3 separate regions of the Homo sapiens genome follow, and all the other regions are linked to region 1. Evidence: chromatin loops called from intact Hi-C (ENCODE). Cell type or tissue: GM12878. All regions are shown on one strand. Links, peaks and the distances in the headings refer to the core of each region. The heading gives the core; the rest is flanking DNA.

Region 1 (10,355 bases), core at 3,021-8,020:
AGCTCTCAAAGGTGCCTGGTATGGCTTCCCCTACCACCTTCCCACCCCCACCCCCACCCCACCATGGCCACAAGTTCTTTGACACTCCTCCCAAGTGGAAGTAGGATCTCTGTCCCTTCCCCTTGAATCTGGATGGGTTTGTGACCACAATCGCAACCAATGAATATAGACTTCAAGGGTGGATTAGAAAAGGTGATGCAGCGGGCCAGGCACGGTGGCTCACGCCTGTAATCCCAGCACTTTGGGAGGCCGAGGCAGGCAGATCACCTGAGGTCAGGAGTTTGAGAACAGCCTGACCAACATGCTAAAACCCCGTCTCTACTAAGAATACAAAAATTAGCCGAGCATGGTGGTGCATGCCTGTAATTCCAGCTACTCAGGAGGTTGAGGCAGGAGAATCTCTTGAACCTGGAAGGCGGAGGTTGCGGTGAGCCGAGATGGTGCCACTGCACTCCAGCCTGGGCGACAGAGCAAGACTCCATCTCAGAAAAAAAAAAAAAAAAGGTGATGCAGCTTCAGCCTTATTTACTGCAATGCTGGTTTTCTGGAGCCCTGAGCTGCCGATTTGTAACTTAAAGTCCTATTACCCTCAAGGCACCATACTGTGAGGAAGCCCATGCCACATAGAGAGCCCTGTGCTCATGCTATGGGACACAGCTGAGGTCCCAGCCAACAGCCAGACATAAAGTAAAGACCCCTCCGGATGCTTCCAGCCTCCAGCTGTTGAGTCCACCAAATTCTGGACCCACAGATTCCAGGAGCAGAATTAAATTGCTTCTGAGCTCCCTTGTAGCTGACATGCTATAGGGGAAGAGATCAATTTCATAACTTATTGCTAAATCCATGGAAGAAGGTGAACTGGGTTAAAAACAAAAGTGTGACAGGCAGGAAATTTTTTTTAAGGAAATTTCTGATCATAACCCAAATCCCCCACCTTTGATAACGCAGTGTCTTATTCTTTCTGAAATCCCTGTAGGACAGTGACCTGTGTCTTCCTCAAATCTGATCTCACATTTTCCCTAGAGGATCTGGGTAAAGGACCCTAACTATTGTCCCCTCCTGACCTACATTGGCTGCACAAGGGAGCCAGTTCCCTAGGCAGGAAGGGAGAGGGGCAAAGCATTTCCACCAGGCTGGTTTTGCTCTCCCTTCTCTTCTCTTCTCTCTTGTTTTTCTTGCCTCTCCTGGAGGGTGCTCATCTCAGGGATAGGGAGGGATGAATTATGCAAGAAGTGTTAGCTTACTTCATTTTCTTCCCAATTCCCCTACAAATCCCACACCTTTTCATTCTGACCCCGACTACCAGACTTGTGTCACACACCAAATGCCATGAGCTTCCATTCACAAAGCTAGGAATGTGCAGCAGTGCAGCTGGCCTCTGTCCCCCACCATTTCCTCCTTCTCTGAGCCAGGCACTCACAGGCCCCTGATGCCCAGGCGGCCCATGGACCCTGACCCTCAGGCTGCCCTCCTGGGGAAGTGCCAAGCTCAGGGAGATGGGAGGAGGGGCTGAAAGACATCTGGAATGTGATGGACCGAGGAGGGGAATGGGGAGAGCCCAGGTCTTACCCCCACTCTCAAACAAGCAGAGCAGCCAGGGAACAGGCAAAAATGATAAAGCAGCTTGCAATGGGGAGAAAACCAGGCCACATTGTGTGGGGTGGGGTGGGGGATGAGAGGTGGGGAGCTACTGAGCAGACCAGAAGGAATAGCAAAGAGACGCAGGCAACCCCGCTTCCCCTCCCCGCCCTGCCAAATGCCAGAGGATGAACCCGCCAAAAATAAAATACAGCCATGATTACTGGAGCAGAGGTCAAAGCTGAAGGGGCAGTTCTCCTCTTGACCACAGAAAGCCAGCACCAACTGGGATTATCTGCCAGCCACTCATCTCCAGCAGCCTGGTCCGCAGTGCACAACTAGGCCCCAGCCACAACCAGCCCTGTGCAGGAGAGTCCAAGGGTCTAGGACCTGCCCCTTCCCCAGAGCCTGAGACCAAGGCTGGCTTGGCTTCCCAAGTTCACAGCTTTGGAGCTGCTTGCCCTGTTGGACAGTGCAGTGGGGTCCTGTGGCTCCAATTCACACAGTTTAGAAACAATTCCTTCTTCTGATCCAAATCCCAGGCCAGAGAGACCTGTGCCTAGCTAGGGTGTAACACAAACCTTCCTACTTACAATTCAAACAATATCAGTCCAAATCCTCTCTTCACTCCTTCAAGAGCAAGGGCATGAGATTATCTATCTATCTATCTATCTATCTAGTTTTGCTTTGTTTGAGAGAGTCTCACTCTGTCACTTAGTGGCACAATCTCAGCTCACTGCAGCCTTGACCTCCTGGGCTCAAGTGATCCTCCCACCTCTGCCTCCCGAGTAGCTAGGATTACAGGCCTGAGCCACCACACCCAGCTAGGGCACAGTATTTATTAAAAACTTTATTATCATCTTCCTGGTGCTTCACCTGCAACTACTTCATCGGATCTTTCTCCAATTTTTTGATGTAGGCATTCTCATACCCATTTTGTAGATAAGGAAACTGAGGCTCAGATAGGCTACACAACCACTGGGGGCAGAGCTCCCATCTTAAGCCCGTATGCATCTTGATCCAGAGTTTTCCATCGTAGCTTGTGATCTCCCATCTTGATTACTTATTTTGTGCCAGGTCCCGGGCCGGGCCTGCAAAGGTGAATAAGACAGTCCCTCCCCTTAGGGAGTTCACAGTTTAGTAAGGGAGACAGACTGCAACACAGTGGGACAGCAGCTCTGACCTCTGAATTCGGGTTGGTGGAAGTACCATGGGAGTCTTTGTGAACATCTCCATCATCACTGCCCCTTCACCCCGGCTCTATTTCCTAGCCCCTCTGGTTCCTTCTCATAGGCTGCTCCTTCTTGTCCTTCCTTAAGACAGACACTAGCTGCTGGCTTCCCTCCCATGCCTTTCTTTCCTCCTGTTAATGAGGTCTGAACCCACACACCTGGCAGGAATCTTGGCACCCTACCTGCTTGGAGAGGTTGCCTTAGTTGAGTAAACTTCCTTGGCTTCTGGGGCCCCAGGGGAGAGGCTAGACCCTGACTGCAGCCCCAGGCTGGCTCAGGTGGAAAGTGGGCACAGGGGCCCCAACGCTGAGCAGGCTGGTAGGCCCTCAAAAGGCTTTTATTGAAGCCTGTTAAAGGGCTTTGGGCTTCCTCTGATGAAAGGCGCTTAAGTGCATCTGGTTATGATTACAGGGGAGGAGAAAGCCAGGCGGTCTCTGGGGGGTTGGACCAGTCATCTGGCTCTGCCTTCCTCAGGGCAGAGCTGGCTGCTGGTGAGGCCAGGAGGCCAGGTGTGGGGGCAGGCAGGAAGCAGGACCAGTACAAAACTCTCCAACTCTCTGAGGCTCCTGACCCCAGCCTCTGACTTTGTCAGGCTGGACTACCAGAAACAGCATCGGGGCTCAGAAGTGCCAGGCTCCTTTGAGAAAATCAAGTTCAGAGTGGCTGCTGACCACCCCTGACTCACAGCTCTTCACTGATCTCCACCTCCCTCCATCTCCAAAATATCCTCCCAAGAACCCCTGACCCTCCATCTACCTTCTCCACTGCTCTTCTCCCTCGGAGGAAGTTAAAATAGGCTTTTGCCACAAGGGTTTCTGACAGTGATAAAAACTAAGGAAATGCAAACTTTCAAAAGTTAAAAAACCTCAACGTTTGCTTTCTCTTTTTCAACTAGCCAGGTATTGTTTCCCATAAAACAGACATCGTTAAGGCTGTTTCACGTCACTGTAACTGACAACCATGCCGAATTAAGGGAAGAGATTAATATGAACGTAACGTGGCTGCCCTGGAACGTCATCGGGCAGTCCCAAGCCACTCTGTGCCCGGCGCCTGTCCCTGCGCGGAACTCCACGTGTGCACAAAATGCTCTGGGGAGGGGAGGATCGGATGGGTTAAACACAGTCCGCGGTTCTAGAAACGAAAATACATTTCCTTATTCCCGCCCTGATTTAATCCTGCTGCGTGTTATTATTGTCAAGTCTCTTCGCACCACTGTTTCTAAAAAGAAAACCCGTGGGTCTGCGCGGCCCTCAGCCGCCTGCTCGGCTTTTATTGTGCACGCAGCCTGGTCTGCGTGGATCCAGCACGTCGTGACCGCCTCGCAGGCGCGCACGGACACCCTCGGATTGGCATTTCTATAAGAGCTGGGCGCATTGTCTCTGCGGCGACACACACACACCCACACAGATAATAAAGGGCCACGGACTCCTGACCAACCCTCCTCGCAACCCATAATTAGAGATGACCTTTGCGAAAGGCAATTAAAATATGGTAATGATCGATGGGCTCGCCTGTTTCCAAAAAGGAAAATACACAGGTGTTGGCTTCAGGAGGCTCCACCTGGCCGGGCCGCGAGGCCTCCTACAGCTCATGAATGAACTCTTTCTCCTGGGAAGCTTCGATTCCCCGCTACCTACGCTAGCGCTGGCTCCTCTCCTCCCTTTCCCCTCCCCCACCAGAGCTCTGGCAGCCAGGAGCTTGCTGGCGGCGGCGGGGCTTTGTCATCGGAACGCACACACAGACACGCACACGCGCGCACCCGGCCACCACGGGACCGCGGCAGCCGCGTCCTTCCTCGCTGCGCTTCCTTCCCTGCCCCCTCTTTTAAAGAGCTCCTCCAGACCCTTTCTTTTCTTCCGTCCTTTATGTGTGCGGTCCTTTTGCATCAAGGAGCTCAGGAAGCATTTTAGGGGGGCCTTCCGCGGAGCGCCGGACAGCTCCTGGGAGGCAGAACTCAGGACCCTACACGCGCGGAGAGGACGCGGGGACAGCCGGGCTTTGTTTTGTCTCTTGCCTCTGCCGGGAGGGCGGAGAAGCCTCGGCCGAGCTGGGGCCCACTGGCGAATTGGCGGCGGCAAACACCCCCCTCCTAGCCTAAGTGGAACCTGAAACTCCGGACTTGGTCCGGGTGGGGCACAAAGCTACGTGGAGGGTCTCCCAGTCCACAAGTGGCTCTCCCCACACAGACAAATGTGCAGTGTCATTATGGTGGCTCCTGTTGCTCGAGGCCTCGGGGGTGCTCCGGCGGTGCGCGCACACCTCACCTCCACAAGGCACGGAGGGCGAGAGGGGGGCCAAGGGGCTGGGGCTCCCCGGGGGGCTGCCTGGAGGAGACGCCACATCGGGCCTTCCCGCACCCCCGGCTGCCTTCCTGGACCGCGAGCACGGAGCCAGGGCGGCCTCTCGCCTTTCATTACGGGGCCTACGAAAGCAGCAGCCCAGGCAAATATGTAGCTATTAAAATTAATCGCCCCGCGTTGTCAGCTGAACATAATGCAAATTATTTATGGGCTGTCTGCGCAATATTTATCATCGTGCAGGCTCCAGGCGCTTCGTGCCTCCTGGCCTCCCCCGCCCGCCCGCCCTGGCCGGCGCAGGGCGAAGCTGCGCGCAGGCTGCAGCGGCCTGGGGGCTCTGGGAACCCGAGTGGGGTTCCAAGGGCGAGGCCGTGCGTCAGGCCGTCTTCCAGGCCGAGGGCCTCACTTTAGTTTCTGCCATTCAGTACACATTTATCGGAGGCCTATTACGTGCAAAATTAGGAGGTCCGCGAAATCGGGGTGAAAACCAATTTGGAGAAATCTAAACCAAACAGATGAGCTCGGGCTCGAGGGGCGATGCAGACAGAGGCTCCTCAGCTGCACAAGAGAATTTTCTCTGGCTCAAGTCGGTCCTTCAACCTGGGAAACCCATGTTTGCTAAAGCTGGATTCGCTCTAGGAGAAACAGGGAGCATCTGATGTGCTCAACAGATTCGAGTACAACGCTATCGACTGGAACAGGAATTCGGTGTCCTTCGAGCCTCAAAACTTGTTTGCTGATCGCAGATAACAGATTAACTGTTAATTGTCGAAATCGGCCAACCATTTAGTTTATCACTGTTGGGGGCCCCTTGGTATTCGCTGCACTTTTTATATGTAAAAACAGTCTTGGTACCTCCTAAACGGCTTTTGTGTGGCTTTTGTTTCTCTTTCAAATACGGTGTTTTAAAAAACAGCAGCAACACGCCACCCCACCCCCTCTTCAACCAAGCCTTCTGGTTTAAAAAAAAACAAAAACAAAAACCAGGAGGAGAAATAATCTATAGGACAATCCCCCCCCTACTGGTCGGAGCTGGCGTTGGGGCTTTTTACGCAGATCGAGTCGCCCAGGGCTGCGGAGGTAAACAGGCTTTCTGCACCGCTGCTAAATGAATCACGAGGGGGAAGAACCGAGACTGCTGGGCGAGGGAGGCCTCGGGATCTGGGCCGGGAGCCAGGGCGGGGACGGCGCTGCACGGGGGGCAATGAGGTGGAGACGGGACCAGGGTTAACCCTGGTCCAAGGCCCCAAGGCCAGGGAAGGGAGAGTAAGGCCGGTGGGCGGTCCAGCCGGAGGCCCCTACTCGCTATCTGCGAGGCAGGGTGAACGCGCAGCCTGGGCCTCCATCCCCAGCGCGCCTGGGCACCACCTGGGGCCGGTCACGCTGCCTGAGCCCATCTGCGAGGAAGGAGGTCACGAGGCACCCCCTCCCACAGAGTTTTAACAACTCCAGGCCTTCAAGACGCAGTAGCAGGCCTGGGTCTTCTGATGTTCATTTAAAGCAAAATGATCGCCTTTCTTCACTGTCCCCACCCCAGACGCCAACAACACCTTGCACCTAGCAGACCAAGCCTGAGTCAAGACGTCCTTCGGTCCTGGGGCTGGGGGAATGGCTACCAACGGGCATCTCTTCTGCAGACTAACAGAAGGGGATATAGCCAGGAAGCTACTATAAATTTATATTCTTCTTCCGGTTTTGTTTTGGTTTTGGTTTTTTTTTTTTTGAGACGGAGTTTCGCTCTTTTGCCCAGGCTGGAGTGAAGTGGCACGATCTCGGCTCACTGCAACCTCTGCCTACCGGGTTCAAGCAATTCTGCCTCAGCCTCCCCAGTAGCTGGGATTACAGGCGCCCGCCACCTTGCCCGGCTAATTTTTTGTATTTTTACTAGAGACGGGGTTTCGCCATGTTGGCCAGGCTGGTCTCGAACTCCTGACCTCACGTGATCCACCCATCTCGCCTCCCAAAGTGCTAGGATTACAAGCGTGAGCCACCGCGCCCAGCCTTCTTAAAATGTGATTTGACCCAATTTAAAGCCTCCCTTTCTTCCCCATTAACCTCCAGTTTTTGACAGATTTTCTTAGAACATTCCAAAGATTCTCTCATTACTTCAGAAACTTATCTCGAAATGATGTAAAAGGAGGTTCAAAATATTAGGTTGCTTTTGGGTTCCCTTTATCTCGAACATTGTTGCGTAGATTTGAGAAAGGGCTGATTTCTACTTTGTTTTCTAATCAGCAAGTCACTGGTTTTTCTACCTAAGAGAGACTGAACATTAACCACAGTGAAGCAGAAGGGTTGAGCCGCATTTACAAAGTGCCTTCACATTTTGGTCCTCAGAAACCCATCCGAGGGGGACAGAGTAGGTGTTACTGTTCTGATTTTACACATGAAGAGACTGGCCACTCGCCCCCACAAATTTCTGGAAGCTAGTCTTCCTCACTGAACTGGAGCCAGAAGCCATGTGAAGCCAGCCTGCTCCTGCCTACACCCTCCTTCCTCCAGGTCAATGTCATTTAGAATATATTGCATCCTTTTCTTGGATCTGTCTGCTAGGACCCGGGCCACCCTCCTGCTGGAGGCAACCCCGACAGCCCATATTTTAAGCAGCTCTTTTCACAGCCTGCAAACCTCACGGATTGTCTCTTACAACTGTCTGTTTACTCACTTCCCTCCACCCAGTCAATTCCGACTCCAGGCCCGGGAGGACAATTTTAAAGTGTTTCTGCAGACAGACCCTCTGGCCGCGCCGGAAGTGTTTTATGGACCTGTGAGCCGAGTTAATCCCAGGAGGCGCGGCTGGATTAGTCCCGGGTATGGGTGGGGGATTCATGTGTTTAGGTTTAATCCCCATGGGGGGGGGGCGTAAGGAGAATGGGGGTCGGGTGGCTTCAGCAATGTGTGCCCCCTCCCCATTAAACTCCGAGATTTGCGCTAGAGCGGATGGAAACCGAGGCACGCAGCCCTCGACCCCGGCCAGGCGTGGAGTAGGGGAGCAGGGGGTGCCCCGCGTGGGCGCACCCTAAGAAACCAGTGCGGACATGGCGAGCGAGACCAGAGCGCAGTTGTGTGTGGTTTTTCCCCAGGTTTTTATTCTTCCAGCCCTGTGGAAAGGAGGAGAGCCGCAACCCGGAGAGGGAGCCGGAAAGAAACACTTAATCACCGGCGTCTCGCTGCTCGTCACGCGAAGATGGCAGCGGCTCCCCTGGGTTTCAAGGTTCCGGGAAAGGCGTGTGTTCTGCCTTAAGGCGCGCGGGCTGATGCGCTCTCTCCCTCGGCTCGGCGGCCGGCTCCGGCTCACAGAGCCTCTCTCAACGCCGGCAAGTGCAGCCGGGCCGCCCAGCCCCCAGGCCAGCCTGGCCCCCTCTGGGCCTGGGGTTGGCGAGGGCAGCTGGGCGTCTGCGCTGCCCAGCCCAGCCGCGGATCCATGGGGTTTCGCGAGCTGAAAGTAAAGGCTTGAGGGAGTGGGGACACCCACACCGACCCGCGGCACGCAGGGGAGTCAAGCTGCGGCCAATGCAAGACGAGCAGGGTAGACTACTACTAGCGGTGGCCGGAGGCTCAGCCACCTTCGCGGGAGAGGGGATTTACCGCCACCCTCATCCACGCGCAGGCCCCACCGCCCGGTCCTCTCCTCTGATCCCCGGGCCATTGCGAAACACGGAGCGAACAGGTCCTCGCCAGCAGCCGTCATTTCCCGGGAAGATGGGAACCCACAAGCCTGACTGTGCTTCCTAAGGATACTAGCGTGCGCGCAGACCTTGGGGGGAAAGAGGGCAGCGCGGTCTCCCCGACCCGGACTCTTCCCTGGCGCAGCACACAACCGCCACGGGCTTCCGAAGCGCCCGAGCGGGGAGGAGGAAGGAAAAGCGGAGGCCCGGGAGGCGGGCTGCGCGCTTGGAAGCCGTGTGTGTTTATGTGTCTGCGCGCGCGCCCTGGCCGGACGGGTGTTGAGGGGAGAGTGATCGTGAGCAACCCGGAACCAGCAGTCCCAACCTGGACTGACGAACTGGGCTCTCCAGTCCTGGGCCGTGGGGCTCCATGCCTCGGGCTGGCGGGACAAGCGGCGGGGAGCCCGGAGCTTCGGAGCCGCCGCCGGGCATCTAGCCAGCTCCGCGGGAGAAGCCCGGGGGCGCGTCGGGAGCCAGGGGACTGGTGTGAACTAGCCGCCCCCGCAGGCGGACGTTTAGCTCCGGCACCCGGGAGCACTGACACTGGGCGATAAGGAGTTCCTCGGCAATCGGCTGTCCCCAGTCCCCAGTCACCTCCGGCGGACGTGACCGCCGGATGCTATGCAGCTAGGTGGGCCAGGGGGGCCTTTGCATTGCCTTCCCTGACCCCTTCCTTGCCGCGGAGGAGCCACAGTAAGATGCCTCTGTACGACTCTCCAGAACTTTCTTTTGCAAAATAAAGGCCAAATGTTGGGCCTTCTAGTCTCTTCATATTTTCCTTTGGAAGGTTGGGGTCCAGGCAGTCCTCTCGAAACAACCCCCAAACAGATCACTTTCATTACAAAACGCTAGAGAGGCAACACAGCCCTATTTCTCTCTCTGGTCAATCCAGGCCCTATCTCTCCCTCTGGTCAATCCAGGCCCTATTATCCCAAGCTGTGCGGCTTTGGGCAAACCGCTTAACAGTTCGAAACCTCGGAGTCCTCATCTGTAAAATAAGACCAATACTATTATCTACCTCGTAGGGTTGTTCTGAGGATAACATGCCTCCATACATAAGGTGCTTAGAACGCTGCCTCCAGTACAATGCTACGTGTGTTTGTTACTATGATCTGGCACTCCCTTTGGATGGGTAGGGAGTACAAAGTTCCGGGTTAAAGTTCCTGGAAGTTTACATGGAGCCAGTGGTCTTGGCAGGGTGGAAAGGGCACTATTGTATGGCCACTGAAAAGTGAAGGCCAAATGCCCTCAAACTGTCTAGGTCTCCACTAGACCGTCCCATAAAGGCTTGTGTGTGTGTGGTGGTGGATAGGAGGGAGAGTCCTTTTTAATGGTGCTCATTTAGACTGGATTAATAGCAAGTTCCGTCAGGGCTCAGGCACCATTACCCACTCTCTCCCTGCAGCCCTGGGGAAGAGCGCTGGTTTCCAGGACCTCCAGCCTACTCTTCCAGGACACCTTTTTTGATGGCTGAAGGCCACCTCTTTAAATCAGTTCTCGGAGGAGTTGGCCAAAAGCCATGTCCTCTGGGATGTACTTTGGTCTAACACTGGTGCAGGGCTGGCGTATGGCAGGCCTTG
Region 2 (10,355 bases), core at 2,210-7,209, 130 kb after region 1:
TGGGCTCACTTCTGGCTCACTCCATCCAGGGGGCTCCCTACTCTGATGATTTCCTCCCCAAAGACATGAAGACCAGACTTACTAATGGATGATCATCTCAGACAGGGTCACCCTTAACTTTGTTGGGATCCGGTCCAAGAGTGCACCCAGAAGCCCACATACCATATCTGTAAATATTTTATTTTATTTTTTTAGAAGGAGTTTCACTCTTGTCGCCCAGGCTGAGTGCAATGGCACGATCTTGGCTCACTGCAACGTCCGCCTCCTGGGTTCAAGTGATTCTCCTCTCTCAGCCTCCCAAGTAGCTGGGATTACAGGCACCCGCCACCACGCCTGGCTAATTTTTGTATTTTTTTAGTAGAGACGGGGTTTCACCATGTTGGCCAGGCTGGTCCTGAACTCCTGACCTCAGGTAATTCACCCGCCTCAGCCTACCAAAGTGCTGGGATTACAGGCGTGAGACACTATGCCCGGTCTATAATACGCTTTTAAAAGTTAGCAAAAAGAAATTTTTCATTGAAAATGGCAGTTGGATATACGTACATTAAAAAGCATTTACCCACAAGAAACCAGAGATCACTGAGTGTTTGCAGGGAGACACATGAAAATTCGGGACTCCCTCCCCCAAAGAATGCTGTAAATGTTTAAAGACTAAAATAAAGCTTCCAAACCATTATGTCCAATCTGTTGATGAATATAACTTCACAGTGATAGGAAAGGCTAGGTTTGAATTTAGACTGCTTGGATTCCCCCATGGTTCTGCATGGGAGCACAGCAGCGTGGGGAGAGCCGGCTCCTGGCCCGTCTGTTCCCTTTTCTTGTCCTACCTCTGAGGCTCTGTCTCCCACTGGGAGAGGCCTTGTGTGCATACATGCATCTCCCCCACTGGCCCAAATGTCTCTGCTCTGTCTGATTCCCTCCCTCTACCCCAAACACCTCCCCTCTAAACAGTCATGTCTTGGCTACCACTCCGACTTAAGGGAGGGCTGTGGTTTGAATGTGTCCCTCTCAAATTCGTATGTTGAAACTTAATCATCAATGGGATGGTGTTAAGATGTGGGGCCTTTAGGAGGTGATTAAGTCATGAGGGCAGAGCCTACATGAATGGGACTGTGACCTTATCAAAGAGGTGTGAGGGAGCTGTTTGTCCCTTCTGTTATGGGAGGCCAAAGCAAGAGGTGCCATCTGGGAAGCAGAGAGCAGCCCTCATCAGACACTGAATCTGTGGGTGCCCAGATCTTTGATTTCCCAGCCTCCAGAACTGTGAGAAAATAAAATTCCATTCTTTATCAGTTACCTTGTCTCAGGTATCTTGTGTTATAGCAGCAGAACAGGACTAAGATAGGGTGTGAACAGACAGTGACATGCCCCCTTGGGACATGGGGAGGCCTGGGAATCCCCTGATAGTGAGCTTAGGGCTTTCAGGTAGGGAATTCTGGGTCTTAGGATCCCAGAGTGTTTCCAGAAGGGGAAAACGGGCTCCAGGCGGGTGTCCCTTTCGTCCTGTAGACTACGTGCCCACCGGGGTGGCCAGAGCAGGGGCCTCTGCAGCATGGGACCCAGTTCTAAGGTTGCTCTTGTCCTAGAGAGCAGACTAGGCCTTGCTCAGTAGAAGTGCTGTGTCCTTTGAGCTATCACTCATTTCCTTTCCCTTTTTTCCTGAGCAGCTGCTAGAAACCCTTGTTTGAGCTATTCACTTGCCTGGAACCCATTCTTCCAAGGGTGATGTTTCAAATATTTTCGCCACTGTATAGGATAGGCAGTGGCCCATCAGAGCAGATGCCTACTTAGTGCCGAACCCTCTGCTGCGCCAGGCATTGATCCTTCTGTTGCTGGGTCATGGGGAGATAGAGGAGGGGCCCGAGCCACAAGGAGAGATATTGAAGGAGAGGCTTGGGGAAGGAGCCATTTATTATCAGTAAAAATATTTCAATATTTTAACAACTATTCCACTGTACCTGTGAATGTCAGCTCTGCATTCTCTGCATCCTCCTTGGGTTTTATTAGGGGCAGCACTGTGTTTAGCTAAAAGACTATACCCCCAGCTTCACTTGAAGCTTAGAGGTGGCTGACGACATATAAGGGCAAACCTTCAAAGAGGCTCCTTGAGCTGGGAGGATCCCTTTTGCCCTTTGCGGTTCTTCTTCCTAAACCTGTCTGCCTGGAATGATGATGGTTGGAGCTCTAGTAGCCATCTTGTCATCTTGGAGATGGAAGCTCCATGCTAATGAAAGCAAAACAGAAATATCCAAGGAGGCTGGGTCCCTGGTGACTACCATACCAACCCCAAACTGCCCACCTCTGGACTTCATTTTATCAGACATTAAACCTCAGATTTGGCTGGGTGTGGTGGCTCACGCCTGTATTCCCAGCACTTTGGGAGGCCGAGGCGGGTGGATTGCTTGAGGTCAGGAGTTCGAGACCAGCCTGGTCAACATGGTGAAACCCCGTGTCTACTAAAAATAATAATAATTAAAAAAATTAGCTAGGCATGGTAGCGCATGCCTGTAGTCCCAGCTACTCGAGAGGCTGAGGCAGGAGAATCGCTTGAACCTGGGAGGTGGAGGTTGCAGTGAGCCGAGACTGCGCCACTGCACTCCAGCCTGGGTGACAGAGCAAGACTCCTTCTCAAAAAAACAAAACAAAACAAAACAAAACAAAACCCCCCTCAGATTTGTGTAAGCCTCTGTAGTTAGGTCTCTGTTATTAGCACCTGAACTCAAGTGCTAATTCATTTCCATGCCAGTCCTCAATGCCCATGTCTCCTCAGGGCTGGTCCAGAGTCAGGGATGCAGATGGAAAAGGAAGCTTCATTTGGTGAGCACCTTCCATGGGCTCGATGTGTTTTGTCAGCTAATCCTGAAAACCATTCTGGCCATCAGTGTTGCTCTCCTCAGTTTGACAGGTGAGAAAACTGGTCTGAGAGGTTACATGGCTTGACAGTGGGGAGGAAGGAGCAACCTGCTCCACCACAACTGAGGTCCCCTTCGTGTCCCTGGAGGAGTGCCCTGGGTGACCCTCTGAGGCTGGGCATTGTTGGCTTGGACTGATCCTCATTGGCACCCAAGTGGACTTCTGTCTGTCCAGAAAATTAGGGGAGATGAGTGTCAGAAAAGAGCCTTTATAAATCTCCTGTCTTTCCTCATTCTTACTCATGAGAGAAAACTCCAGAAAACTTCAATGAGGATAGGGGCCAGAGGGTAGGGAGGAGCTGTGAGGCAGGCAGGCAGGCAGTCTTCTGCCCTTTGTGCTCAGAGAATCACAAATCCCTCGGCAGAGGAGGAGGAGGAAGGGACCCATCTCTGAGGCAGGGGCCTCTGAGGGGCCTGAGAAGGTGTTCAGGCTTTGAAGGCTTGGAGGCTGCGGTGTCCTCGGCCTGGAACACTTGTTCCCCGTGAAACCTGAAAGTCCACCTTCTCCCTGACCTCTAAGGGCAGCTGCAGCAGGAAGATAATTTTCTGGGGCAGATTTATTATCTCAAAGGTCACTAGTAAGCACCGGTGAGCCCAGCTCCTGGAAGACAGGTCCTCCCGCCGCTCTGCCTGACTCACTTCCATTTCTAGTACATTTTGAGGAGAGGGAGAATTTTCCAGAAGCCCGAATTCTTCCTTTAGATCTCCCTGAGTTCCACATTTCCAGCTTTCCTGTTCAGGGGCCAGGGCCTCTCTTTCCTCCCCCTCTCCATCTGCCCAGGAACTTGCAGAGGTGAAGCCCAGCCCCGACACCCCTGCAGAGCGCAGCCCTGACACCCCTGCAGAGCGCAGCCCCGAGCAGGAGAGAGGAGCAATGGATTTCTCAGCACTGGAGAAAGAGCGAGGCAGACGCAGGGCAGGAGCACAGGCTGGAGGCTCAGAGGACCTCCTCAGGGCCCTGGCTGCCTCTAACAGCCTCTCCCTGTCCCTGACTCCCCTCGGAAAATGTGACCGGCCAGGCCCTCCGGACAAGCCCCCGACGCGCCTCCCCCTTCACAGGCTCTCAGGCGGAGGAGATGGAAAGCAGACCCTCCCGAATGTTTAACTTCAGCGGAGATGATAATAACTTTCCCATGGACGCAACTGTATCCTTTCCCTGTGTTCCTTCGGGGATCCCGAAACTCCATACGGTTCTCATTTGCAGCTCGTTCCTGAGGAGGCCTCATTTCCTCGCCACACACCCCTGATGTGGTCAGGGTCTCCCTCCCACAGCCCGGGCGGGGGCGGGGCGCGGGTGGGGGAGGGAGCTTCCCTGAGCTTTTCTCTAACGCCTGCCCCCACCCCACTTTGCCAGCCCTGGCCTCCCCGATCCCTCCCTTAGCCTCTGCCCTTTCCCTACCACGGCCCCCAGCTCCAACACCTCAGGCCTTTCAGCTCCTGCTCTCCACGGCCAGGGACCGCGGTCAGGGCTGGGGCTGTTCCCTAGGCAGAAGTGTCCTTTCTAGAATTTTCTAGCACCCAGCCCGATGGGCATGTGGAATGACTCCAGGGGTCACCATTAGCATTGTATCCTATGTGAATGGCGCCTCCTGGAGTTATAAGACGAATGGTTCCCCTGCTAGGTCCTAAAAGGAGAGTCGCTTCCCAGCCCCTTTCCAGCCAGGAAAAGACCCCAGCGGCTTTTTCCCACACCTCAACCCCCTCTTGCCAGCCAGCTCTGCTCCTTAAGCTACTCCCACCGCACCCCTCTCATAACTTTGATTTGCAGGAAGCCAAGAGGAGTCCGAAGAGGAAAGAAAAAACAGGAGACTCTCACTTTGCCTAGCACTTTGGTTTGGTTGATATTAACACTTTCACATTTACTGTACCTTTCAAGCTTCAAAACACCCCTGTCGGGGGCTTTGGGGAGGAGGTTTGTTATCACATTTGACAAAAGAAATGAGCAAGCAGAGACCCAGAGAGCATTAGAGGAAGAGCCTGGGTCCATTAGGTCCTGTTTCTGCCCCTCCATTTCAGAGGTCAGGAGGCAGGAAAGGAGGAAACGGAAGGTGAAGTCTCCTGCTCCAGCATATGTCAGCTGTGTAACCGCGCATGAGTCACGTAACCGCTCCGTGCCTCGGTCTCTTCATCTGTAAAATGGGCACGATGATAGCATAGCTCTGGGTTAATAAAGGGGAAGTATTAAGAACAGTGCCAGGCATGAAGTAAATGCTATTACTGTTCTTGCTGCTGATATTATGAGATGTGAATGAAAGATCACGGAACTCTGCTTCTCTTTTCCTCTCAGTCCCCAGTCTCCAATACCCCAGTCAGAGAACTTGGATGACAAGTAAACCCCGTTGATGGTGCTGCTGTCTTCTCTGCATCTGGCTGTCACTTCAGATCTGGCCATCATGTTTGGTTTTCCAGGCCTGGTTCCAGTGCATTCGATCCCCCTCTCCCCGTTGCCAGCCGGCCAGGGTCCGCCTGGGCCTCAGGGGTCCCAGATTTGCCTTCTTGGTTGCCCAAGGTCTCAGTAACCCACAGAGAAGCTCAGGAGCGAGGCTTGCCCTCAAAGGCCGGCCCTTCAGGGCGGTTCTTTTGTCTCAGGCTGGACCCAAGATAAATAGATGTGATTAGGAGATCAAAGCCTTTTCCATGGGTTTGGCCTGAGGGGGCCCTTTGATCGGCCAGCCATCCCTTCACTGCCACCCACATCACCCCCACCACCCCTGTGTCCTCTCTGCTCAGAAACCCTTCCCTGCTCTCCAGCTGCCGCCTCTGCTCCCCAAGCTGGGCCAGGCAAGCCTTGCCTGGTGAAGGGTAGCTGGGTTTCCCCCCTCCAGGTTGTTTACTAAATCACCAGTTCGAAGCCGAAGCCAGCACGCTGCAGCAGGTCTGCGAAACCCAAATGGTTTCATTTTGAGCCTCAGTTGCAAAACCTGAAATCTTGATATGCTTGTAAATGATGGGCGGTGAATCACGCTCTCTGGGTATCTAATTAGATACAGGTCCTGCCCGGTCGCCTAGAACTTCACCCAGTAAAGAGAGGGATCATTACGAGCATTCTTTCTTTTTCCTTTGAAAAGAGTAGGCATTCCCGTGTAAGTGCTTATTGCGGAGAACCTGTGGAATTTTCCTTAATTGCTCAGAATGTACCCTCTGCCATTGATGGGCTCCTGTTCAGGCTGTGCAGGCAGGCAGCTAAGCCCGAAACTAGAAGGGATGTATGTTTATTACTGGGCACATTACAGGACAGGACACCTCCTTGCCATCAATACAGGCCATGGGGGTGTTGGCTGGCCTGTCCCTGGGGCTGTCGTCCCTCTGTCTTAACACCATAGTTCTCTGGGCCCTGCTCAGGGAGTTGACAATGTGCAGGGCAACTGTGTGTCTGCGAGGGGAGAATTTCCTTGTAAGAACACAGTTGTCTGGGAGATGGAGGACCGTTTCAGGAGAGAAACTCTAGCGGGGAGGGACACCCCTGCTCTGAGATTCCCTCGGGATGGGGGCAGACAAATGGGGAGCTCTGGCTGCTTTTATACTTTCATCTCCAGAATGACAGGCCTTGGGGAAACTGTTTTTCCTAATCCAAGAGGGATGGATAACCTAGGTTCATTCGTTGAACAAACATTTAGTGAGTGCCTATCATGTGCTAGGAGCTGGTCCAGGCACTGGGGATATATCAGTGAACAAGATGGATACAAGATTTCATCTCTCATGGAGTGGGAACAGGAAATGTAATCACTGAGTAAATTTTCTCATCTGCTAAAAAAGGAGAGATGTGCTATGGACAAAAGTAAAAGGATGGAAGGGGAAGCGGGGGATTGGGCAAGTGAGCCGGGGGTGGTGGCTGTATTGATAGGGCGGTCAGAGAGGTCTTATCAAGAAGGCGACATCAGCTGGGCGTGGTGGCTCACGCCTGTAATCCCAGCACTTTGGGAGGCTGAGGAGGGTGGATCACTTGAGGTCAGGAGTTCAAGACCAGCCTGGCCAGCATGGTGAAACCCTGTCTCTACTAAAAATACAAAAATTAGCTGGGCGTGGTGGCATGTGCCTGTAGTCCTAGCTACTCGGGAGACTGAGGCAGGAGAATTGCTTGAACCCGGGAGGTGGAGGTTGCAGTGAACAGCAATTGTGCCACTGCACTCCAGCCTGGGCAACAGAGCGAGGCTCTGTCTCAAAAAATAAAATAAAATAAAATTAAAAGAAGATGAAGGGCCAGGCGTGGTGGCTCACACCTGTAACCCCAGCACTTTGGGAGTCTGAGGTGGGCGGATCACGAGGTCAGGAGATTGAGACCATCCTGGCTAACACAGTGAACCCCTATCTCTACTAAAAATAAAAAAAATTAGCCGGGCATGGTGGCGGGCGCCTGTAGTCCCACCTACTCGGGAGGCTGAGGCAGGAGAATGGCATGAACCCGGGAGGCGGAGGTTGCGGTGAGCTAAGATCTCGCCACTGCACTCCAGCCTGGGCGACAGAGTGAGACTCTGTCTCAAAAAAAAAAAAAAAAAAAAAAAGTAGAAGAAGATGAAGAAGGTGACATTGGCGCAAAGGCTTGAAGGAGGTGAGAAATTAGACCAGGCTAATTATCTGGAGTAATAGTGGTTCAGGCAGGGGAACTGAGGGTGCAAAGGCCCTAAGGCAGGATTGTCTGGAACGCCTCAGAAATAGCAAGGAGATCTTGGCTGGGGCAGAGGGAGAAGGAAAATGGGAAATGCAGGCCCAGAGGTGAGGGCTGGGGCAGATGATCGTACCATCTTGATGGCCATTGGCAGGACTCTGGCTTTTACTTAGAGTAAAATGGGGAGCCAATGCAGGGTGTTGAGCAAAGGGGTGACATGATTCAACTTAGGTCTTAAAAAGATTACTTTTCTTTCTTTCTTTCTTTCTTTCTTTCTTTCTTTCTTTCTTTCTTTCTTTTTTCTTTCTTTCTTTCTTTCTTTCTTTCTTTCCTTCCTTCCTTCCTTCCTTCCTTCCTTCCTTCCTTCCTTCCTTCCTTTCTTTCTCTCTTTTCTTTTCTTTTTTTTTTTGAGACAGAATCTTGCTCTGTCGCCCAGGCTGGAGTGCAGTGGGGCGATCTCAGCTCACTGCAACCTCCGCCTCCTGGGTTCAAGCGATTCTCTTGTCTCAGCCTCCCGAGTAGCTGGGATTACAGGCACCGGCCACCATGCCAGGCTAATTTTTTTTTTTTTTTTTTTTTTTGGGTATTTTTAGTAGAGACAGGATTTCACCATGTTGGCCAGGCTGGTCTCGAACTCCTGACCTCAAGTGATCCTCCTGCCTTAGCCTCCCAAAGTGCTGGGATTACAGGCATGTAAAAGGACTACCTTTCTAATACACATTTTTCAAATTTCTCATGCAGAATAAAAAGGGAATAAGCATTATTAAATTTCAACACTGAGTTTCTAATATGTGCTAAGCATTGTGTGTTCCAGATGCTAGAAATATAGCAGGCTCTTCATTCAAGGAACTCACTGTGTTGTTTGTGGGGAGGATGTCGTGTTGGAGACAGGAAACAAATTCAATTACAACACTAAGTGAAGAAGCACAGAGGTGACAGGTGAAGGGAGTAAATTGCTTCCTGGGATGGGAAGAGTCAAGGAAGGCTTCCTGAAGGGATATCTGACCTGGGTTTTGAAGGCTGAATAGGAGTTTTCCAGGTGGACAAAGGGGGAAAGGTCATTTCAGCAGAGAAAACTACCTGTGGAAAGGAATGGAGACTTGAAAGAGCAGAGAACTGTAAGTAATTCAGAGAATGAGTGGACATTGTATTGTGGAATGTGCTGGAGGGGGTGGCAGAGATGAAGTTGAAGAGATAAAGGAGAGTGAGAGACAGAAAGAGTGAAAGAGAAGAAATGCCCATCTCCTTTTCCATGGCAGTTGAAGATGCAGTCTCTGCCCAGGTAATATGGTTTGGCTCTGTGTCCCCATACAAATCCCATGTCGAATTGTAATCCCCACGTGTCAGGGAAGGGGCTTGGTGAGAGGTGCATGAATCATGGGGACGGACTTCCCCCTTGCTGTTCTCATGATAGTGGGTGAGTTCTCATGAGATCTGGTTGTTTGAAAGTGTGTGGCACTTCCCCCTTTTCTCTCTCTCTCTCTCCTGCTCCTCCATGGTAAGATGTGCTTACTTCCCCTTCACCTTCTGGCATGATTGTAAGTTTCCTGGGGCCTCCCAGGCATGCTTCCTGTTAAGCCTGCAGAACTGTGAGTCAATTAAACCTCTCTTCTTCATAAGTTTAACTCAGTCTCAGGTAGTCCTTTATAGCAGTGTGAAAACGGACTAATACACTAGGCTTCACATGTCAACAACCATGTATCTGGTTTCTGATATTTCACCAGATCAAGTCTGGTATGTTCTCTGTGATGTATTTCTTCCTAGTGTGGGTTCCCCCAGAAGCAGACCCTGAGTGCAAGGAGTTTATTTGAGGGATGATCCCCAGAGACACCAGCAGGGGCACAGGGGACAGAGATAAGGAAGGGAAGCAGAGCTGTAGAGGGCGAGTGAATGGCAGGTGGGAAACAGCCTTAATCCTGCCAGGGTCCCCTGGGAACCAGCAAGGAATTTGCCCCAGAGTCGTCTCACTTGAGGGGCTGGGGCATTTATCCTCCTGTCCCATCACTCATGAGTTAAGGGCTGTTGCCTGGGGTTGATGATTCCTTGGCCCTCCCAGCCTGCCCTGCAGCCAGGGCCACCCCCATGCAAACAGCTGGAGATATGAAAGTGAGTACCTAGGGTGTATGCTTAGGCACCTACCACGTCTGTCACAATTTTTCCAAGGACCCACTAGGTATACACCACTGTGCCAGAGGGGCCTTGGGCCCACCTGTGGCCAAGGAGGACGCTGATATGAGTAGAGTCAAAGGGAGACCAATTGAATCCCACCCTCGGGCGTTGGGGGCTCCATCTTGCTGCAGTCCACGTGACATAGGCTCAGAGGAAAAGGGAGAGAGGGATGAGGAAAGGGCTGGCTGGGACATTGGTTCTGGTGTTAGTTGTAGTAGAAGAGTAAAAAATCTCTTTCTTTTAGGCTGGGCGTGGTGGCTCACACCTGTAATTGTAGCACTTTGGGAGGCCGAGGCGGTCAGATCACCCGAGGTCAGGAGTTCGAGACCAGCCTGGGCAACATGGTGAAACCCCATCTCTACTAAAAATATTTAAAAATTAGCTGGGTGTGGTGGTGGGTGCCTGTGTTCCCAGCTACTCAGGAGGCTGAGGCACAAGAATCGCTTGAACCCAGGCGGCGGAGGTTGCAGTGAGCCAAGATTGCTCCACTGCACTCCAGCCTCAGTGACGGAGCAAGACTCTGTGTCAATAAAAAAACTCTATTTTTAAATCTTGGTTAAATATATATAACATAAACATTCACATTGTTCTATAACCATTAGCGCCATCCATTTCCAGGACTTTGTCATCTTCCCAAACAGAAACTCAGGACCCTTTGAACAGAAGCT
Region 3 (10,355 bases), core at 2,604-7,603, 310 kb before region 1:
CCGCTGTGACAGTCTCAGGGAGACCAGAGCGAGGAGCCCAGGGAAAAGGTGACTTCTCTAAAGTTTCAAGTGCCAGCCGTGTTTTCAGCCTGATATCGTTTGGATGTTTGTCCTCTCCAAATCTCATGTTGAAATGTGATCCCCACTGTTGGAGGTGGGGCCTGGTGGGAGGTGATTGGATCATGGGAATAGCCCCTCGTGAATGGTGTAGCGCCATCCCTTCAGTGATAAGTGAGTTCTCGCTCAGTTAGTTCATGCAAGATGTGGTTGCTTAGGCCAGGCAGGGTGGCTCACGCCTGTAATCCCAGCACTTTAGGAGGCCGAGGCGGGTGGATCACGATGTCAGGAGTTCGAGACTAGCCTGACCAACATGGTGAAACCCTGCCTCTACTAAAAATACAAAAATTAGCCGGGCATGGTGGCACGCGCCTGTAATCGCAGCTACTCAGGAGCCTGAGGCAGGAGAATCGCTTGAACCTGGGAGGTGGAGGTTGCAGTGAGCCGAGATCACGCTGCTGCACTCCAGCCTGGGCAACAGAGCAGGACTCCATCTAAAAAAAAAAAAAAATCTGGTTGTTTAAAAGTGTGTGGCTGCCTCCCCTCCCTCTCTCTTGCTCTCACTCTCAACATGTGAAACATTGGCTCCCCTTCGTCTTCCACCATGATTGTAAGCTCCCTGAGGCCCTCATCGGAAGCAGATGCCAGCACCATGCTTCCTGTACAACCTGCAGAATCAAGAGCCAATGAAACCTCTTTTCTTTATAAATTCCCCAATCTCAGGTATTTCTTTATACTGACACAAAAACAGCCCAATTCACAGCCTGTCTGCATTGACTCCACTTCTATCACCAGCCGCTGGGAGAGGTGGGTCCTGTTTTACTGAACAGTGTCCCTAACATGGCCGCCCTTCCTTGTATAGGCCCCAGAACCTTCCAGGGTTAAACAAAAGCAGGTTTCCAGGATGGAAAAGCTCCAGGCAGACATGAGACGCTAAACACCCAAACTTTCCTCCTGGAATTCCCCTTCCTCTTGCAGTTTGTACCTTGATACCAAAGGTCACCCCTAGGAGAAAACACCCTTCATGACTAGTCCTTCAAAGGACAGAGTCCTTTTCTTTGTTTCACCTTAGCAGAGTCGAGACAGGCAGATAAAAATGTCTTGCTTTGTTAAAGAATGAAGGAGGAGCAGAAACATAAGGGGCATAAAATCATGTTCATGAGTGAGGCACGTCTGGACACACAGGGGCAACTTTGATTCCAGACCTGCCTCCCGGAGTCAGATAAGGGAGCTGAAGTGCCAGCCAGTGGCCTCAGCTTTCTTAAGTCCTCCTACTCCAGCTTTGGACAAGCCAATGCCATCTTCCTCCAAGAGGCAGGCACCATCTCTTTTCCAGGGCCTGCGGGGAGCAGTTCCCCTCTCCTTCTGCCTCAAGGATGGCACCTCCCAGCTTCCCTAATCTCTCCCCCTTAGTGTGGGGGTGCAGCTAGTCTGTGGATGATTTGCAGGACAGTGGTGGTTGACAGCCAGCAAATAATAGAGCTCCCTGGGTCTGTGTTATCTAATCCACCTACCCCTGGAGCTTCCCTTAGCAACTCACTCCGGAAGCACCCCTCCCCCCACACCATCTGGAAGTGGTTTCAGAAAAACCTACTCATTATTGTTAAAAAGCAACATGTAGGCTTTTGCAAGATACAGTTACAACAGCAGCCCCTAGATTGTAAGTTCCCGGAAGGTAGGGATCTTTCCCTTGTTTGCTACTGTGTAACCATCACCTGGCACATAGTAGGAACTTGATAAATGACTTTCAAATAAATGCAGAATTAATAAACTCACAATCAAGGTCTTCCAATTATTTCTGCATAACAAATTACTCCAAAATTTAGCAGCTTAACAACGGTTTTATTATGCTCGAAGTTTCCATAAGTCAGGAATTTGGACGGGCCAAAGCATTGTGGATCTCTCTGCTCCACAATGTCTGGGGTCTCAGTTGAGAAGACTTGAAAAGAGCTGGGGGCTGGAATCATCCAGAAGCTTCTTCATTCACACATCTGGTACTTAGGCTGAAATGACTTGGAGACTGGGCTCAGTTGGGACTATGGATCTCTGCACCTATGTGTTGTCCCTTCATATTAATTGGGCCTCCTCTCAGCATGGCCGGCTGAGGGTAGTCAGAGTTCTTACATGACAGCTATTCAGGGCTTCAGGGCAGAAGCTGTGTGGCCTTTTATGACCTAGCCCTTTCATTCTCTTAGTTGAAGCTGTCACCAGCGTATCCAGATTCAAGGAGAGAAGGACCCCGCTTCTCATTGGAAGGAGTGTCAGGAAACTTTGGGGTCATGTTTTTGAACCACCCCAAAGGGTGAAAGATTAGAAAGCTCTAATGATGTTACATTCATTCCTTCAACAGAATTTACGTTGAGCATCTACCACATGTTAAGCTCTGGGTTGAGTGATGTGCAGGGATTTAGTGGTGAACAAAATAGACATTGTCTCTGCCCTCATTAAACAAATAGATACACAAACAAATGCATAATTACATATCATGATGAGTGCTATTAAGCTGGGGGTGGGGAGTGCCCTGAGAAAGAACAGGGAGACTTAATTTAGATTGCAAATGTCTTGCATACAAGGTTTTGTGTGCAAGCAGTTTCTTTGGGAGGTGATTCCAGGAAGCATCAGTAGGGCAATGAGGACATGGAGAGAGAGCCAGGGGGGCAGTCAGAGGCCGTATTGATAAGTAGGCTCCCACCCATTTGTCCGCATTTGTTGGGGCAAATGGGGCTGGGTCCTGCAGGATACCCCTGGTTGACAGTGTGGAACACACCTCAGATCATCCCTCCTGAAGGATGAGGAGGCTGGAGCATTTACTTACGGAATCCTAACAGTCAGAGTTGAGGGTGTTAGGGAGGGCTGCCCACTCACGCAGCCAAAGAGAGCCTCAGGCAAAGGACACCAAGTGCTGGCAGAAGCAGCCAAGAGAATGGGGAAGGAGCCTGCCCAGGGGTCAGGGAAGCCCTCCATGAACAAGTGATCTTCTTAAAGAAGGAGTTCAAGGGTCAAGAAGTTAGGATTTCTAGATGGTTCATAGATTTTTCTGTGTTATATGTGGATTTTCACCAAATGCAACCCTAATGCCAGCACTTAGCACAGTGCCTTAGATAGTAATATGGTTTTGGTTTTCTTCCTGTGTAATGATTGTCCCCACTGACCACCCTGCCCCCACCTGCCCCTCTCCTTTGTGACTAATGGAAAACATTGGCAAAATTGCCCACAGGCAGGGAGGCAGGTAGGCAAGGTGGGGAGAGAGTTTTCCCTTTGTGTGAGTTAACTGCCCGGAGTTGCGGGCGTCACACCCCACCACTCTGACCTCAGCTGAGCTTAGTGAGGCAGAGAGGCTAGCCTAGCTTAAGCTGTCACTAAACAATTCTTGGGGGAGATCTTTCATGCCTAGTCAGTTCCTCAGGAGGGGAGTCTGTGTAGAGAAATCCAGTGAGCAGTACCCTTGTTGAGGGATGGTCACATTAGCCAGACACATGGCTCTCTGGTCCCGGCAACCTGAGAGAGATTCCCAGAGACCCCTCGCAGTTCCTCAGCACAAGCTTTGCAACAAGCTTTGCAACACCAGACTCCACGGAACAGCAGGTCTGCGGTGAACTGGAAGAGACGCTACGAAAACACTAATCAGCCACCGCAACTGGGGGGAAAAAAATCAGTGAGCAACTGGAAAAAAAGCATTTTTACAAAGACAGTATAATACTCTTTCATTTTCAAATAGCTAAATAGAATTTCTGTATAATTTTCAAACAGTGTTTGTCTTAATGACTCTTTGAAAGCCTCCTTTTTCCAATTTGACTGCTACTGAATACCAAGTAGATGCCATGCCCTGGGTGAAGCATTTTTTGTAAGGTAAAAATCATAATAATGACTGCCTGTGTAGTGACTTTCAGCGCTTGACACAGTGCGTAGCTAAAGCAGGAACATGGTCCCTAGCCACTTGTCGACATATCTCTTTTTTGTGCACTCTCCTGCCTTTGGATTCTCAGCTGCTCTCCCACCCATCCCCAGGGCTGGCCTAAGTCACCGTCACCCTGAGGACAGCAAAACAGTATGTGGGGGAGGGGCGGGAGAGGGAGAGGAGGGGGAAGAGAGAAAAAGGGAAGGGGAGAAAGGAGAGGAGACAGAAAAGGGCAGGGGAGAGGGGGGAAGAAAAAAGGGAGAGAATGGAGAAGGGGAACAAAATGGAAAGGGGGGAAGAGGAGGGTGGGGAAGGAGAGGAGAAGGGGAGAGGGATGGAAAAGCAGGCAGAGGAGAAGGGAAAAGAGGAAAGGAGAGAAGGGGGAAAGAGAGAAGAGGAAGGGAGGGGAGGGGAGAGAATTCTTCTGGGATGGAAAAGGCAGGAAGTGAAATTCCTAACCCAGTGATAAATAGAATCCCAGCTGCACCAAGAACAGAGCAGTGGTAAAATCATTCAAACTCTGAATTCCTGACAGTGGAAAATAAACTCATCTTTGCTGGTGAATGGAAATTTAGGGAAGGCAACCGGGTGTGCTCTGGATTCCACAGCCCCATCCCTGGTAGAGGGCACAGAAGCATTGGAGGGTTGAGAAAGGGCAACTGGCAGCCTTTGGGCCAAGTTGCTTTAAGTCCAGAGAGGCTGAGAAAAGCAGCTCAATGCTGCAGAAGAGAAGGTGGAAGTTGGAAGTAAGAAAATGAAAGAGCCAGGTGGCCCATGGTGGAGAGGTGCCCAGAGCTGGCGACAGAACCCAAGGAACCCTGGTTCCTGGGGTGACCTTGAGAAAAGACCCGGCCAGTCTTAGACAAGGTGATGAAAGGAAGGAAGAAGGCTACTGAGCTGAAGAGAACAAAAATATTTCCCCAACCCCATCCCGCTGGACAGTGAAGCATCTTCAGGGCCCCTAGCCTGGGTGCCGGACAAAAGACTTGGAGGTACTGGAATATTGGGTCTGTGCCCCAGCCCTATCCGTGCCCAGTGTTGGGCACCCCCAGAGGCTAAGCTTGGCCAAAAGCTCCTCAGGCTTCCTCATCCCACTTGTTCATGGGATGGTTCCACCCATATGAAGAGTAAGGCCTGGGTGGTGCCTCTCCTCCTGACTCCAGCCTCCTTCCCCGGCCCCAGTCCCATCCATACAGGGGTGCTGGCCTGGCCCCCTCTGGTGGGAGGACAGATAAGCAAAGGGGTGGTGGGGACACTCTAGATGCTTCACCCACATCCCCTCGGGCTCCTTCCCCCACCCCATATAGCTTCCCCTCTCCTAATTCCCACAGCCTGTGCCTGGGACTCTTTGCAGGCCCGCCCGGGGCACATCCCCCTCAGAGCCAGAAGTACCCAGGAGTTTCAATCCCCACACTCACGGTAGCTCCTAGCTGGTGCAAGGGAGCATGCAGGTACAGTGCTCTTGCCTGGAGTCAGGACAGGCTCTGAGTTGACACTTGCCCTCCAGAGCTCCTCCTTTGGGAGGTCATGAGGTCATGAGGATGGAGCCCTCATGAAGGGGGTCAGTGCCCTTATAAAAAGCGACCCCAGAGAGCTCTCTCTCCCTGTCTCTGCCATGTGAGGGCACAAGGAAAAGTTGGCAATCTACAGCCCAGAAGAGGGCCCTCCCCCAAACCCGACCGTGCTGGTACCCTGATCTCGGCCTCTCAGCCTCCAGAACCATGAGAAGTACGTGTCTGTGGTTTATCAGCCCCCCCGCGTGTGGTACCGTGTTACAGCAGCCTGGATGGACTAAGACCCTTCTGCAGAGGGACTTTGTCTGAAACTGGCTTCCTCCCCTTCTTGGTCCTGCCCTTCCATACCCTTCCGTGTTTCTTGGGAGCACTTCCTTAATAAATTGCTTCCACACGAATCCGCGTCTCAGAAGCTGCTTCTGAGAAAACCGAAGTGATGGGGCCCCTGGGCTGCACAGTAATAACAGTTGTTACAGACGGCACCTCCTCCAACCCTCAGAACCAGACGGCCACAATGGTATTGACTGCATTGCACAGAGGAGGAAACGGAAACCCAGAGAGCAGAAGGGACTTGCCCAGGATGGTGGAGTTGGTGAGCAGAGCAGCCTACATTAAACCCAGCTCCAAAGCCAGCCCTGGGTCTTTGATGCCCCACAGAAAATACATGGGAGGAGCCCTGCAGCTCCTGAAAGGAGCTAACATCTCCCAAGCCCCACTTCCAGGGGCAATCTGGGGCCAGCCAGGTACTTAGATGGACAGATGACCAAGGAGAGACCACTCAAGCCCTCAGTTTGAGAATGCATTCCTCTGCGTTCACAGGCTTACCTGGAGCCAGTTCCCCAAAGCCCCACTGGACTTTTTAAGCCCCCAGAGGCCTTCAGACAGGAACCCACTGAGTCTTCAAACCCCCAATCTCCATGGGGTTAAAACAATCCCCAAAAGGCAGGACTTACTAGGAGTCGTTCAGAAACTGGCAAAAGCACCCTCTGAATAAATGTTCAGGGTTCCATCCGGAGACGCCCACGGTGACTGATGAGTCATCAGATAGCCAGCTGTCGCCACAGAGTGCTATATATAGAAGCTGGAGGGGTGCCTGGTACCTAAAGAAAGGGGAGGAGCACACACCTAGTAGGTGGGGTCTCAGCTGGGAGGCAGGCCTAGAGCACCTGGAAACTGCACCCTCAGCTCCCTCTGCCCCCCCAGCAAAACAGAATCTGGGTCAGCAATTCCCCGGCACAGAATGCCGCGTGAACTGGAAGCAAGCAGCAACAGGGCCGGACGTGGGCCATGCCAGTGCATTCATGATGATTACTGCTAATGATGGTAATGGGAGAATAATGGCTCAGTGAACTTCCCGCACATCACCTCGTCGTCTTCCCATCAGACATACACACTGAGGACGCGCTTGTATTGCTGCCATTTAGACAGCCGAAACAGAACTTCCAGACCTCAGGCTTGGTAGGCTGGGCCTGTGCTGTCCAGGACAGGGGCCACTAGCCACATGTTTCTACTGAACACTTGAAATGTGGCCCGGCCAAATTGAGATCCTCTGTCAGCATAGAATGCACACCAGACTTTGAAGATTTAGTTTCAAGAAAAGAATGTCAAATACCTTGTCAATAATTTTTTCCTGGTTTCATATTGAAATGATAATATTTTAGATACATCGGGTTGATCAAAATATATGATTAAGTCAATTTCACCTGTTCCTTTTTACCTTTTTAATGTGGCTTCTCGAACATTAAAATTATTAATACATATGTGGCTCACATTTGTGGCTTGCATTATATTTCTATTGGACAGTGCCGGGTTGCAGGCTGGAGGCCAGAACCTTCAGGAAATCCTGGCTATGCCCTCTCCTGACAAATAAAGCCTGCTTCCTGGTTCAAGGCTGAGAGAGGCCAGGGCTGCTCTCCAGACAATGCCAGTGGCCAGCTGCAGCTCCATGTACCGATCACAGAAGGTCCAGGTGACGCACAAAAGCCCCTGAGGGTCTGTGAACCCCAAACTTGTCCCTTATATCTTCTGAAAATGCACAGCTTTCCGGGGGAAAGATGATGAATTCTCCCTGGCCCTGTCTTCTGCCTTCCCCACTTAACCCCCAAGAGAGCTCCATGCTGTGTGATTGCATAATGAGGCCATGGAATAAGGCCACTTCACAAATGAAGCAGCTCTTTCCCTCACATATGCAAACAGCAGAGAGAGGCAAAGGAAAGTAGGGAGATGAGAAACAGAATGAGAAATGCAGACGAGACAGGCAATTCACACCAAGAGAGAGAAACTGTATCCCAGAGACAGACACACAATGTCACACACACTCTGCTCACTGACACCTGGGGGGAGGGGGAGAAGGGTGTGTGTGTGCACGTGTGTGGCGTGTTCATGTGCATGCATGCATGTGTGTGGAGCTAGAGAGCACTAGAGGCCGGGCACGGTGGCTCATGCCTGTAATCCCAGCACTTTGGGAGGCCGAGGTGGGCGGATCACCTGAGGTCAGGAGTTTGAGACCAGCCTGCCCAGCATGGTGAAACCCTGTCTCTACTAAAAATATGAAAATTAGCCAGGTATAGTGGCGTGTGCCTGTAATCCCAGCTACTCGGGAGGCTAAGGCAGGAGAATCGCTTGAACCCGTGAGGCAGAGGTTGCGGTGAACCGAGGTCACGCCACTGCACTCCAGCCTGGGCGACACAGTGAGACTCTTTCTCAAAAAAAAAAAAAAAAAAAACAAAAAAACAAGAGAGCACTAGAGAAAGGTTCTAGAACGAGGCAAATCGAACAGAACAGGGAAGAGATGAGCACAGGAGGCGAAAAGAAATGGAGGTTCGGGGAGTTGACAGCCTCCATTTTGTAGCAAGGCCTGCCCTTTCTTTCTATGTCAGTTTAAATTATTTACATCAGGACAATGGAAAGAATATAGATAGCAAAATAAAAAATGCGTCGGGGCCAGGCAGGCCCAGGATTCATGTGTGGTGGAAACAGAGTCCAGGGAGGAGGAAGGGCTGCCCGCCCTGCACCCAGGAGTGGGCTGGGCTTTGGGTGGCTGCAGTCAGGGCTGCTTTTCCAGTCACTCAGTACCTACATCAAGTCCAGAGTGTTGACAGAGCTGGAGCCAAACTGCACACCCCCAGGGGCAGACCTGGGACATTTAGGGAGCTGTGTGAGTCAGACAAGGCCTGGGGACACCCACAGACCACAACCCCTCTGGGGCCAGGCTGAGGGCTGCCTGGTGTTCGCCTGCTCCCAGAGAGGCTGACACTTTGTGCCAGCCTCCTGCCTATCCTGAGCTGACCCTTCACTGGCAAGTCCAGGGTCCCGTGGGTGACCATCAGTTAATCAAATCAAAGCAGCCTTCTGTGCTGCCAGGACAGGATGGGGAGAGGTTCTCCCTCCCCTTCCTAGGTAATTAGGAAGTGACTTCTGGAGGCCTGGGCCCACCTTGGTCACCTCACCTAAAGGAAGATTCTGTCACAGGGATGCAGGACGAATGTATCAGTCTCCTCAGGCTGCTGCAACAGAAGACCACAAGCTGAGTGGCTTAAACAACGGATATTTATGTTCTCACAGTTCTGATGGCTGGAAGTCCAAGATCAAGGTTTGGTTTCCCCTGAGGCCTCTCTCCTTGGCTTGCACACGGCCACCTTATTGCTGTGTCTTCACACGGTCTTTCCTCTATGCGTATACCCTGCCAGTGTCTCTCGTGGGTCCACATTTTCTTCTAGGGACACCAGTTGTATTGGATTAAGCCCACCCTAATGGCCTCATTTTAACTTAATCACCTCTTTAAAGGCCCTAACTCTAAATATAGCCACATTCTGAGGTCCTGGGAGTTAGGGCTTCCATAGATGAATGGGGTGTGGGGCACAGTTCAACCCATAGCAATGAAGTACCAAGAAAGACAAGGCCAGGTTCACACCAGGATGGGGAGAACAGTTCAGGGCCATGACCCTCTCAACGTCTGATAATCCCACTGTCTCCCTGCCTGTGCTTAGGGCCTCCTCCCAGTAAAGCTTATAGAAACCAGAGGCAACATTTCTGCAGGACAGGGGTTTGGGAGAATGTTGTTCCCATGGCTGGTAGTTGCTGTCTTGCCCAGGAGCAGGAGTTGTGTAGCCCCAAGTCCCAGTTCAATGCCTGGCCCAGCAGGGAAACTCTGATGGGGGCAGAACAGAGGCCATTAGGCAAGGCTCTGTGTCCTTACTCATTTAGAGTCTTATTGTCAATGGAAGTGACTCCAGAATAAATTTGGACTTCATTCACAGAGAGTTGAGGCCCTCGCAGATTTAAAAATAATAAAAGAAAAAGGCCGGGTGCAGTGGTTCATGCCTGTAATTCTAGCACTTTGGGAGGCAGAGGCGGGCGGATCACTTGAGGTCAGGAGTTTGAGACGACCAGCCTGGCCAACATGGTGAAACCCCGTCTCTACTAAAAATACAAAAATTAGCTGGGCATGGTGGCAGGTGCCTGTAGTCCCAGCTACTCGAGAGGCTGAGGCAGGAGAATCGCTTGAACCCAGGAGGTGGGAGCTGCAATGAGCCAAGATCACGCCACTGCACTCTAGCCTGGGCGACAGAGGGAGACTCTGTCTCAAAAAAAAAAAAAGAAAATAAAATAAAAAAGAAGGAAGGAAGGAAGGAAAGAGAGAGAGAGAAAAAGAAAGAAAGAAAGAAAGAAAGAAAGAAAGAAAGAAAGAAAGAAAGAAAGAAAGAAAGAAAGAAAGAAGCCAGGTGCAGTTGCTTACACCTGTAATCCCAGCACTTAAGGAGGCCAAGGCAGGTGGATCACTTGAGGCCAGGAGTTCAAGACCAGCCTGGCCAGCACGGCGAAACTCCATCTCTACTAAAAATACAAAAATTGGCTGGGTGTGGTGGTGGGTGCCTGTAATCCCA

Evidence for each region. A loop is a pair of places that touch in the nucleus more often than their neighbours do. Peaks named below come from ENCODE experiments on the same cell type or tissue, not always from the same donor. Only the 100,000 strongest peaks of a DNase experiment are listed, where the experiment ranks them.
Region 2: a loop joins it to region 1, with 3.0 times the contacts of the local background. A loop is called at or near these places in 2 of 110 quality-filtered maps.
Region 3: it touches region 1 in a loop (2.3-fold over the local background); 8 of 110 quality-filtered maps call a loop at or near these places.

What each region holds. Positions count from the first base shown.
Region 1 is chrX:40,163,539-40,173,893 of GRCh38, forward strand. It overlaps a transcript of BCOR not described here. Among named protein-coding and RNA genes, the nearest start is that of BCOR, 71 kb to the left of the region's middle. RefSeq lists enhancers at 5,583-6,273, 6,274-6,964, 6,547-6,746 and silencers at 8,472-8,531, 8,552-8,631. In GM12878, for the core only: a CTCF peak has its summit at 6,136 (motif pointing left); a DNase peak (open chromatin) is centred at 6,127; H3K4me3 peaks cover 1,923 bases; H3K27ac peaks cover 1,589 bases.
Region 2 is chrX:40,294,911-40,305,265 of GRCh38, forward strand. No RefSeq gene overlaps it. Among named protein-coding and RNA genes, the nearest start is that of LINC03099, 37 kb to the left of the region's middle. RefSeq lists an enhancer at 8,892-9,071. In GM12878, for the core only: a CTCF peak has its summit at 4,512; DNase peaks (open chromatin) are centred at 5,054 and 5,793; H3K27ac peaks cover 1,124 bases.
Region 3 is chrX:39,849,342-39,859,696 of GRCh38, forward strand. No RefSeq gene overlaps it. Among named protein-coding and RNA genes, the nearest start is that of MIR1587, 17 kb to the left of the region's middle. RefSeq lists enhancers at 3,974-4,268, 6,017-6,136, 6,407-6,486, 8,588-9,088. In GM12878, for the core only: a CTCF peak has its summit at 5,718; DNase peaks (open chromatin) are centred at 5,980 and 6,510; H3K4me3 peaks cover 2,517 bases; H3K27ac peaks cover 2,896 bases.